2 separate regions of the Homo sapiens genome follow, and region 1 is linked to region 2. A link is an interaction called in ENCODE POLR2A ChIA-PET data of the cell type or tissue named here. Cell type or tissue: MCF 10A. All regions are shown on one strand.

Region 1 (5,000 bases), 130 kb after region 2:
TCCTCACTAACACTTGTTATTTTCTGTGTTTAAAAACAACAACAACACTTTTTTAGAGGTGGGGTCTTGCCCTGTCACCCAGGCTGGAGTGCAGAGATATGGTCATAGCTCACTGCAACCTCAAACTCTTGGGCTCAAGTGATCCTCCTGCCCCAGCCTCCTGAGAAGCTGGAACTACAGTCACATGCCCTCATGCCTGGCTAATTTTTTATTTATTTTTTGTAGAGATGGGGTCTTACTATGTTGCCCAGTGCTGTCTTGAACTCCTGCCCCCTAGCAATCCTCCTGCCTCGGCCTCCCAAAGTGGATTTCTGGGTGTTTTTTTTTTCTTTTTGTAGTAACTATTTTTAAGGGTACAAAGTGGTACCTCCTTATGATTTTCATTTGCATTTCCCTAGTGATTAGTGATGTTGAGCCTCTTTTCATCGCTTGTACCCCCAATTTATAGACAAGGAAACTGAGGCTTTCATCAGTGATGTAACCTGCCTGGAGTCAGCCAGGTGGTTGGCAGTGGAGTCAAAACTGGCCCTCTACTGAGTCTGACTCCAGAACTCTGTGTGCTGCCGCCCCTCTGGGGGAGAGCCATCCATCCATCCTGCTTACCCTGGTACTTGCTTCCTTCCCTCCTCCTCCCAACCACCAGAGCCCAGTTTTTTGTTGTTGTTGTTGTTTGTTTGTTTGTTTTGAGACACAGTCTGGCTCTGTCACCCAGGCTGGAGTGCTGTGGTGTGATCTCAGCTCACTGCAACCTCCGCCTCCCAGGTTGAAGTGATTCTCCTGCCTTAGCCTCCCGAGTAGCTGGGACTACAGGGGTGCACCACCACTCCCAGCTAATTTTTGTATTTTTAGTAGAGACGGGGTTTCACCATGTTGGCCAGGCTGGTCTCAAACTCCTGACCTCAAGTAATCTGCCCGCCTCAGCCTCTCAAAGTACTGGGATTACAGGCGTGAGCCACTGTGCCCAGCCCCTAGTTGCTTTTTATTTTACTTCCACCACTCAAAAAGGAAGCCAGGAAGGGAAAAGCTGCCAAAAAAAGCAAATCCTGGTGCATGTGTGTGAATGTGTGATGATGTACATCCTTAGAGGTCCCTGTGAACAGCGTACAACATGAGTAGCTATGGACTTGGAGGCCAGCAGCTACTCACCCCTCACGCCCTACAGTGAACAAAACCAGCGAGCAATGGAAAAGCAGACAGGTCAGCCCAGCTGCCAGGGAAGGCTGCCACTCATGGGTCCAGCCTCCATAACAGGCACTGATAACACTTCCAGGAATCGACGCGGGATGAGCTGGCCCCCAGTCTCAGCTGCTCCCAGGCCATGCTGTGGGCAGGGAGTGGGCAAGCACTAGAGCCCCTGCTAGGGAAGCAAATCCAGAGAAGCATGGCCACCTTAGGGCCCAGGGTAGGTATGGTGCCAATGCTGGGGGATCCAAAGGCAGTCCCTGGGCTGAGCCCACTTCCCACAGGTGCCACAGATTCGACAACCACCACGCCTGGCTGGCCACCATTCTCTTGCAGAGGAGAGTTTCAAAACTTCCTCACTGGTCTTCTTGTTTATCATAGCAGCTAGAGTGAGCTCTTTCCAAAAGCACGAACCTGGCCTTAGAATGCTTACTATTTTCTCACTGTCCTCCGAATAAAGTCAGCTCCTCAGTATACATAGAAGGCCACTATGAACTAGCCCTTGTGGCCATTTCTAGTCTCATTTGTCATATCTGTCATCCCTTGAGTTCCAGCCACTCCGATATATGAGAATTCCATTACCTGAATTTCCCATACTCTTGCCTAGACAGGTCTTGCTCACATTTTCAGAATCAGCTAAAATCATATCACCCCTTCTTGGAGTATTTCCTCCACCTATTGTCCCACAGAGAGGGTGATTTATTTATCCCAGGTCACATAGCAAGCAAGGCAGGACTTGAATTTGGGTTCCAGAACCCTATTGCTAACCAGGGTTAATGTTAGCCTTCTCAGTAACACAGCCAGTGTGCCCCATGGGCATCTGAGGGTAGGCTCCACACACCAGATGTCCACACCTTAGTGCTCAGCACAAGGCCAGACACAATGTCTGATGACCGCTATACCGTGCTGAGGGAAAGGGATAAGGGACTAGCAGAGGCCACTCAGGTTTTTCTTGGGAGGAGCATGAGGCAGAGGAGGGACTAGCAGCAGGGAAATCCTACCTGCCTGACCAATAGCAGGCAACAGCTCCATGAGGATGCTCTCCTCAGAAGAAAGGTGTATCCTGACCCAGGTCCTTACCAGATGTGAAGCAGCAAAAGCGGGAGAAGTGTGTGTGCATCCTCATTCCTGGAACTTAGAAAACCTGCCACTAACCACGCAGGGTGCTGAGGGGCTACAGCCCCTGCCTGCCAACTCACCCTGTGCTCAGAGAGGTCCCTGAGGGCCAGGGCTTCCAGCTGGGGTTTCGCCTTCTGTGCTTCCTTGCACCCAATGAGCCTCAGGAGGCCATCTGCTGTCTTAGAGAAACTGGGGCCTCAGGAAAGGACCCCAAACCTCACAAGTATATGGTACGGCAGTACACCTCCTGATGCCTCCAGAAGTCTGTGGCCAGGGAACAGACAAGATTTGGCCCCGCCCTGCCCAGTAACAAGGTCCCTCACACCCCTCCTCCCATGCCTGGCAGGAAGGTGACTCAGGCAGTGCGTCTGGGTAGCCTGGGGCTGCGCTTCCCCCAACGCAACATCTAGGTTCTTAGGAAACTTCATTTGTTGTGAAAATCGGAAATGAAAAGACAGTTGGTGACAAACTCCTTTCTCCATCACCTCCTTATTGGACAGAAACGACCCAGGAATGCGCCTCGCGTGAGTCCTATTCTTTCTTGGGGTGCACACCCGCTGCTGGAAGTATGAACAGCAGGTTTGAGGGGGAGGGGAGCGCTGACCCGGGCACTGCGCAGGGAGTCTCAAGGGGGGCTGACGCAGAGGGAGGGTCAGGCACTCCCGGGTCAACGGTCTCGGCCTGGCACCCACCTCGGTCACGACGGTGGACAGGTAGACGTCCTGGCTGAACTCCCAGCCATCCAGGCAGCTCTCCTGCTCCAGCTGCCCCAGGTCCACGTCGCGCCCCGGCTCCAGCCCGAGCGCCGAGAAGTTGGCGATGGTGGCGAGCCGGTAGCGGCTGCAGCTGTGGGGCACCTCGCGGCCGTCCCGCAGCCGCAGCGGGACACTGTTGTTGCGCCAGGCGCTGCTCAGGTTCGCGGCGTCCGGCACTCGACAGCGGTGCTCCGGGGTCCCCGCCAGGAACACGACTGACATACCATTGAAGCCATTGGGGATGATGCTGGCGCTGAGCAGGAAGAAGATGAGGCGCTGGAAGGGCCCCCACTCGCCCAGGAAGGCGATCACCTCGTCGTAGTCCCGCATGCTTCCCACTGCCGCTCCGAAACTTGCAACTACGGGTGATGACAGCGTTCTCAGGACAGTGTCTTGTAGCTGGGGCGCTCCCCAAGGATGTTAGAACGTTCCCGGGGGACAGGCAGGCTGTTAGAAATTGGGGCGCGAAGCCGGGGACCGTTCCTGGGAAACAGGCTGAAGGCGTTGGAGCGTTCCCGGGAGCTCGCGCTGAGCTTGATGCCACTGTACACTTGGGACCACACCCCCATCCCCGGCCGGGCGCGGGGAAGGGGAGGGCGGCCCAGCCCGGGAGGCTGGGCTCCCGGCTGTCTCCGCCCTGTGCTTCGCGCGCCCGCCCGCCCCCAAGGACCTGACGGGGGCTTCCAGGCTGGGCTCAGCCATTCCGCCCGCGTGCCGGGGAAGAAGCTCGTTCTCGGTTGTCCCCAGCCACCCCCGAGCGCTGATTCCCAGACCTGGGCCCCACGTGGGAGGGCGGGCGCAAGGGAGGAGCCGAGGCCAGAGAGCGAGTTCTCGGAGGGGTCGGCCCTCGATCTGCTCGGGCCGCGTGGCCCCGGGCCCAGACCCCAGCAGGGTTCCCTCCGCGGTCTCCTCCAATCTGGAGGCTGAGCTTAGGCTGCCACGCGTGGGGCGCGGAGGGGCGAGTCAGTGGAGTCGGTTCCCGGGAAACTTCTGGGGGCGGCAGAGCGACAGGAGCGCGCCCTCTCCTGTGGCGCCTCGCGCAGGCGGCTGGCACACGCCGACAGGGAGCTCATTTCCCAACAGTCCTAGCAGAGCTGAATTCGGTCACCCCTGGCGGCGCCCGGACAGCGTCCTCAGGACAGCCAGGACCCTCATCTTGCACAGGGAAAACAGGCCCACAGCCTGGAAGGGATGAGCAAGGTCACACTACGTCAGAGATGGGCCCGGATCGGAGGGAGGGGCGGGGGCAGGAGACAACCGAGTGCCCGGGAGGCGAGTTTCCTCCCCCGCACGCCGGCGTAATGGCTGAGCCCAGCCTGGAAGCCCCCGCCGGGTCCATGGGCGGGCGGGCGCCAGGACATGGAGCCTGCGCATTGCGGGAGCACAGTCATGGAGGCACTGTCGTCACGCTGGGTTCTGATTTTGAGCCCCTTGCTCTCCTCACGCCCCCAGGGCCCTTTATCGCGGCAGGCTGTCAGAGCTTTCTCCGACTGGAAGGCTTTCTGTTAGCAGAAGGGCCTGCCCCCAGTCCAGGAACAGAGGGAGGGAGGGAGAGAGAAGTAGGAGATCCGATTTGGCGCTCAGACCCGGCAGGGTAACCAAAGCAGGGACCACAGCCTCCCTTTTTTTGGCTCAGTGCCCAGACCTAAGGCCCTTCTGCTGTTGTGTGAGCTAGCCCGGGCCTGGAGCCTGAGCCCTGGGGTTCACGAGGCAGATAAAATTGACAGGGTGAAGAGCTCACCTCTTTGGAGATTTTGCACGAGTGTGTTTGTTTCCCCAGGCTCCGATTAAGAGGCGGAGGGACATTTCTGCCTCTTTTTGTGTAGCTTCCAGTCTGACCCCTCCTCTTAGGAGGACTTCCCACCCCCTTGGAACCTCAGTTTCCTACCTGTAATAAGACTATACATCCTGATGTGCTAGGACAGCTCTGATTTATGCCTATTA
Region 2 (5,000 bases):
TCATCTTGATTTTAATGCCATCCGGCAAAATTCCTGGCACTCAGAGGGCATGCAATAAAACTTTACTGAATGAAGGTTTAGCGCGTAATTCAGAAAATAAGCAAGAAAGTGTCACAAACACCAAAGCAAGTTAACCAAGCTATATGTTCTAGAACATTCTTCCTCTCCTCCTGTCACTCTGGCTCTCCTGCGCCTACAGCAGACAGGACAGAGTCTGCTCTTTCACCTGCTCTTTTCTAGTCTTTTCTTTCAGGTATCCCCTGAAATGCCACTTCCTCAGAGGCTATCCTTGACTACCCAATCCAAAGCAGTCACTCAGTCACTTGATTACACTTCAGTCTATTTTAATTTGTTAGAGAGCACTTACTGCTAGCACCAATGTTTTATTTCTGTGTTTTCTTTCTATCTCCACCATTATGCTGTAGCTCCATTTGAGTAGGGACCTTGTCTGTTCACTACTGTATGCCCAGCATCTAGTACAGTGTGTGGCAGAGAGTCAAGTGTTCATTAAATACTTGTTAAATGAATGCATGCCACTGTTACTGCATGCTGAGTTAATTTGATGTATGGCTTCTATCACTGCTATCAGATTAGGTGCTCTAGAGAAACTCAGAAAGGGCTGAGTCTCCTTATGACATTGCAGGGTGGGAGGGGGACCTCAGTTCCCTTCCTAGGCCTAAGTGGGATATGCTGCCTGCTTGCAGCTTCCTTGTGGCCTGGACTTCCCCATGGAGGCCAGATGCTGAGCAACCCCAGCCCATGTGTCTGAAGGCTCTGAATACCGAAATGTTCCTCTAGCTTTCTGTGAGAGCAGTTGGAGCTGCCCATTGCCTACACTGATAGAGGAATGTGCCCAGGGCTCCTGGCTGGCCTGGCACCCAGCAGGAGGCAGGCACAGTGGCCAGCACGGTGAGGACACATCACACTTCTTCTTTTTCCCATATCCCTATGCTGAGAGTGCATGCAGCTGCCTGGCTGGGAGCAGAAACTGGCCTCACTTTCTGGGGCCTGCTGGGCAGACAATGCAGCTCTCTAGCTGTGCCACAGAACAGGGCAAATCTTTACTAGCTGTGGACTCACTCCCTGCCCCTCCCATTCCTGCAGAAATTGCTCTACCAGCTCAGCAGAGGGCCAGGTCTGGAATCTCTCACCTGTCCCTGGCCCTTCCTTTAAGCCCTCTGGTTTACTGGAAATCATAAACTGTGAGACACAGCCTTTATCACACCCTGAACAGTTCACTCTTAATATTTAATGCTGGAGGCTAAAACAACCAGGGACACTGGAGGCCTCCTGCTTACTCTCAGTGACTGATGTTTGCACCTGGTAATTGAGGTCAGGTTGCTTCTCTTAAGTCACATGATTTGCATCAAAGCAGGAAGGTGTCGGGGCCACTTGTTGCAAAGAGACCAGGAGGCGATCCCAGCAACGCTGCAAACCAGCTTTGGCAGCAAAGGCTGTGCTTTCATGGGAGCCAGCCCTAGGAGTGTGGAGCTGGGCTGGCAGCTGGTAAATGACCCTCTCGGGGCCTGAATAAACCCTAGCTTTTCACTCACAGCAAACTCAGGATGCCTTCCTCCCTCTAAAAGACCTGCTGAATTGAGTCACTTTCAATCCTTTCTGGAGTAGGATGGGGCATTAGTTAATTAACAAATTAATTAAGCATGCTAAATAGTCACCCAGAAGATACTGGTCACTTAAGGGTCTCCAAATCACAGTATAGGTCCCACCCTACCCAGACACCTAATCTTGTTTCAGGGTTTGCTTGACCTCAGGCATTTATCTCCTGGTTGTCATGGAATCTGCTCAGATAAACAGCAGCACACCAACCTGGCCCCTCTGCCAGCCTCAGATCCTTCTAAGGCAGTGGAGCTCCCTGGTGGCCACCAGCCACCCGGGCTCCAGGCAGCCCAACACACACTCCCATGCTGAGGTCTCTCGCATGACCTCTCTAGGCACACAGTAGGTGCTCAGTAAATGCTGTGGCATGAAGGACCCTCCTGGAGTGTCTGAGTTCTCAGGCTTCAAGGCCCCTAGATAAGCAGATTTCTCTCCCCTATCACCATAGTCACCCCAGGGACTGCAGGGCAGGCCGAAATCAGCCAGTGACTCAGCTCCTTGGGCAATTCAGCTGGCCCACAGACCACTTCCTCTGCTCCCCAGCGCCGGATGGATGCAGATCTGTGAGTAAGGAGCCAGCTGCAGGCAAGCAGCTCGAGGGCAGGTGGGCATGATGTCTGGCTACCACTCGCACTGGACGCCACACACACAGCCAGGGTGGCAGAAGGCCCCACCTGCCATGTGCCAGTGGGACACCACCCTCATGGTCTGCGTTTCCAGGTTTCCAACTAAGGACTGAGCACACTCTCAACATGGACCTCCTAACTGCTCTCGAGGATGGACAGCTGGCCTCAAGGGAACACTGCAAAGTGGCTCTAGGAAGAAGCCACTGTCCCTCCAGACCATAAAAATGGCTACCAAGGGCAGAGCCAGCAGCTTTCGCTGTAAAGTTTCTCAAGAAAATCACAGATATTCCCCTCTGTGATGTTCAGCTCAGCCTGGAAAGGAGGTAAGAAAGACCAGACTACCTGATCTCTCAAGGTCACCAAATTCAACCACTGTCCTGTTTAAAAGCGGGTAGTACAGAGGCCAGTGTGGGCTCTGGAATGAGACATGTGAAGCCCGGGTCTGCTGGGTCTGCTGCACGGTAGCAGTGTAGTCTTAGGCATTATTGAAACTCTGTTTCTAAATCTGGTTATGTGAATGAAAGGGGCTAATTTATGTAACACTTTTAGTATACTAAGCCCTCAATATAGTTTAGCTACTTAACTATTGTCTTCTTTGAAGGACGCTGAACTAAACAGAAGAGAAACAGGGAAATAAACAGCATGGCAACCTACATCAACAGAAACTTAATTATTCACCCTGGATAACTGAGTGTGTGAGTGTGACTGCAAATAACAATATAGCAAAGAGAAGTTTGAGATCTTTGGCTCAGTCATTCTAGAATCCTGAGTCACAGCAAATGCACAGCCTCCATGAGGCTGAGCCACACATGAAAGCTGCTTCCACCCACAGACTGGTAGAGGCCACTGACATGCTTAACGATGATGATGATGATAAAAATAGCTACCACGGGCTACCACGTGCACACACATGTTAAGCAGTTCAAACAGGTTATTTTGTTTAATTCATACCACAAATCTTTGAGGTAAGTATTCTTGTTCCCGTTTTATAGAGGTAGAAACTGAGAGTTGAAGAGGCTGAATAATTTCTCAAGCACACTCCCAACTCGACCACCCACAAGCAAAAAGGCAGAGCTGGGATTCAAACACAGGTATGACTGTGTGTGGACATCTCCCCTGTGCTATGCTCCCTGAAGGAAAATTCTAAGTGGTGTTGTTTCTGGGAGAAATCTACCTGTGTGGTCTTTAAACCTACTCTGACAGGAGCAAGGGCCACCACTCTGTATCTAAGACCACTGGGAACAGTCTTCAGGCAACAAGGTGACCAGGGCAGCTGCAGAGGGTATCTATGCCCCTGCCCCCTAGCGCAAAAGTCTGTTTCTCTTTCCAAATGGCCCGCTGGGAGCAACTATTTAGGGAGACCATACCTCCTCCCACACTCAGTTCCCAGGCCTGAGCCACAGAGTCCTGCCACAGGAGGGAGGACCTGCCTGTCCTGCTCCCTCCCCACTCCAGGTTCCTGGAGGCCTCTGTGATGATTCCCCAGGAAGGACTACAGGATCTGGCAGGCAGCAGGTGGCGGTGGGAGGAGGAGAGTCCTGGGAGCACAGCACTCCTAACCCCCTCTGCCTCTCACAGAACAAAGAGGGAGTCATGCCATGTCCCCTGCTCCCACAAATGCCCCACCCAGAGGGGCTAATGCCTAGGATTGAGGGTCTTGTGTGCTGAGGAAGTCCTGTCCCCCAATCCCCTACAAAAGCCAGAACCAGCTACTAAGGGGTTAGACACAGACAGAACTGTCTATATTAACATTTCCTCCTAAAAAACAACAGGAATCCTGGGGAAAGACCACTGGCCTGGGACTCCATGAGCCCTGGCTTCTATCTCTGGCTTTATCAGGTGACCATAGGCAAGTCACCTAGCCTCCATGGTCTAGGCTCTCCTGCCTGTTGGGTGGGAATCATTACATATCACAATCATTACAGCTGACCTTCAGGGAGGCTGTACTCTGGGTCAGGAATTGTGTTGGGTGCATTATCATATTTATTCTCACAGCACCCTTTGCAGTAGCTACTATTTTCATACCCATTCTCAGATGAGGAAACTGTGGAACAGGCTGGTTAGGGGACATGCCCAAAGTGACAAACTTAGCAAAGGTGGACCTGGCACTCAGTACCACATCTGTTTTTCCATGCTCTTAACCACTGTAACATACAGAGCCCTTTTACAGAGATCAAGGACAGAGGTAAAAGTGTTTTGAAAGCAAAAAAAAAAAAGTGGGGAGGATGCATAAAATAAACATAAATCACCCCCTGCCCCGCCCAGACATAATTCAGGGAAGAGTCCTAACCCCCAAGAACCTTCTGTGGAACTTATTCGCAACATCAGAGACCTCCAACATAGAAATGACCCTCAATAAGTCATTCCTCTTTCCCTTCAGGCAGGAATAATATAACTAACTGAATTATACAGGTGAGACCACGAAGGTCAAGCAAGGGTGACCAGCTTAGGCCCCTGGCTGGCAGGTAAGGAGGAGACTGACCCCAGCCTCCTGGCTCCTAGGGGAGGAAACAGTGATGACAAAGGCCCCTTTGCATGGCCAAGGTGGAGCCCTTTCTACCAAAGTTTAAACGTTTTAGTATAATATCCAAGTGCATCTTTTCCAACCTTAAAAACATATTTAATTTCCTTATAAAGCTGGTTGGCACTCTCCTCCTCCTCCAAAGCTCTGTATTAGGCAGGGTTCATAGTTGTAGACAACAGAATGAACAGTGGTTAGTTCAGCCAGAAAAGGGATGATATAGGAGGATACTGGGT

Evidence for each region. Peaks named below come from ENCODE experiments on the same cell type or tissue, not always from the same donor. Only the 100,000 strongest peaks of a DNase experiment are listed, where the experiment ranks them.
Region 1: POLR2A ChIA-PET joins it to region 2 with 11 read pairs; 6 of 35 experiments call an interaction of 5 or more read pairs at or near these places.

Annotation. Positions count from the first base shown.
Region 1 is chr5:132,293,003-132,298,002 of GRCh38, reverse strand. It overlaps SLC22A4 (solute carrier family 22 member 4), which reads right to left and starts at 3,609. Exons shown (of 10, transcript NM_003059.3): 1 at 2,994-3,609. The coding sequence starts at 3,386. RefSeq lists silencers at 3,442-3,491, 3,562-3,921 and enhancers at 4,152-4,201, 4,018-4,636. In MCF 10A, a CTCF peak has its summit at 4,087; DNase peaks (open chromatin) are centred at 2,662, 3,732, 4,242, 4,682 and 1 weaker place.
Region 2 is chr5:132,423,848-132,428,847 of GRCh38, reverse strand. The region is part of intron 2 of CARINH (colitis associated IRF1 antisense regulator of intestinal homeostasis); the gene reads right to left. LINC02863 (long intergenic non-protein coding RNA 2863) reads left to right here and starts at 2,138. Exons shown (of 2, transcript NR_186381.1): 1 at 2,138-2,566; 2 at 3,236-5,000. RefSeq lists silencers at 703-802, 1,113-1,192, 1,223-1,292 and enhancers at 339-923, 924-1,510, 2,213-2,412, 2,763-2,982, 3,593-3,712. In MCF 10A, a CTCF peak has its summit at 1,851 (motif pointing left); DNase peaks (open chromatin) are centred at 1,247, 2,137 and 3,057.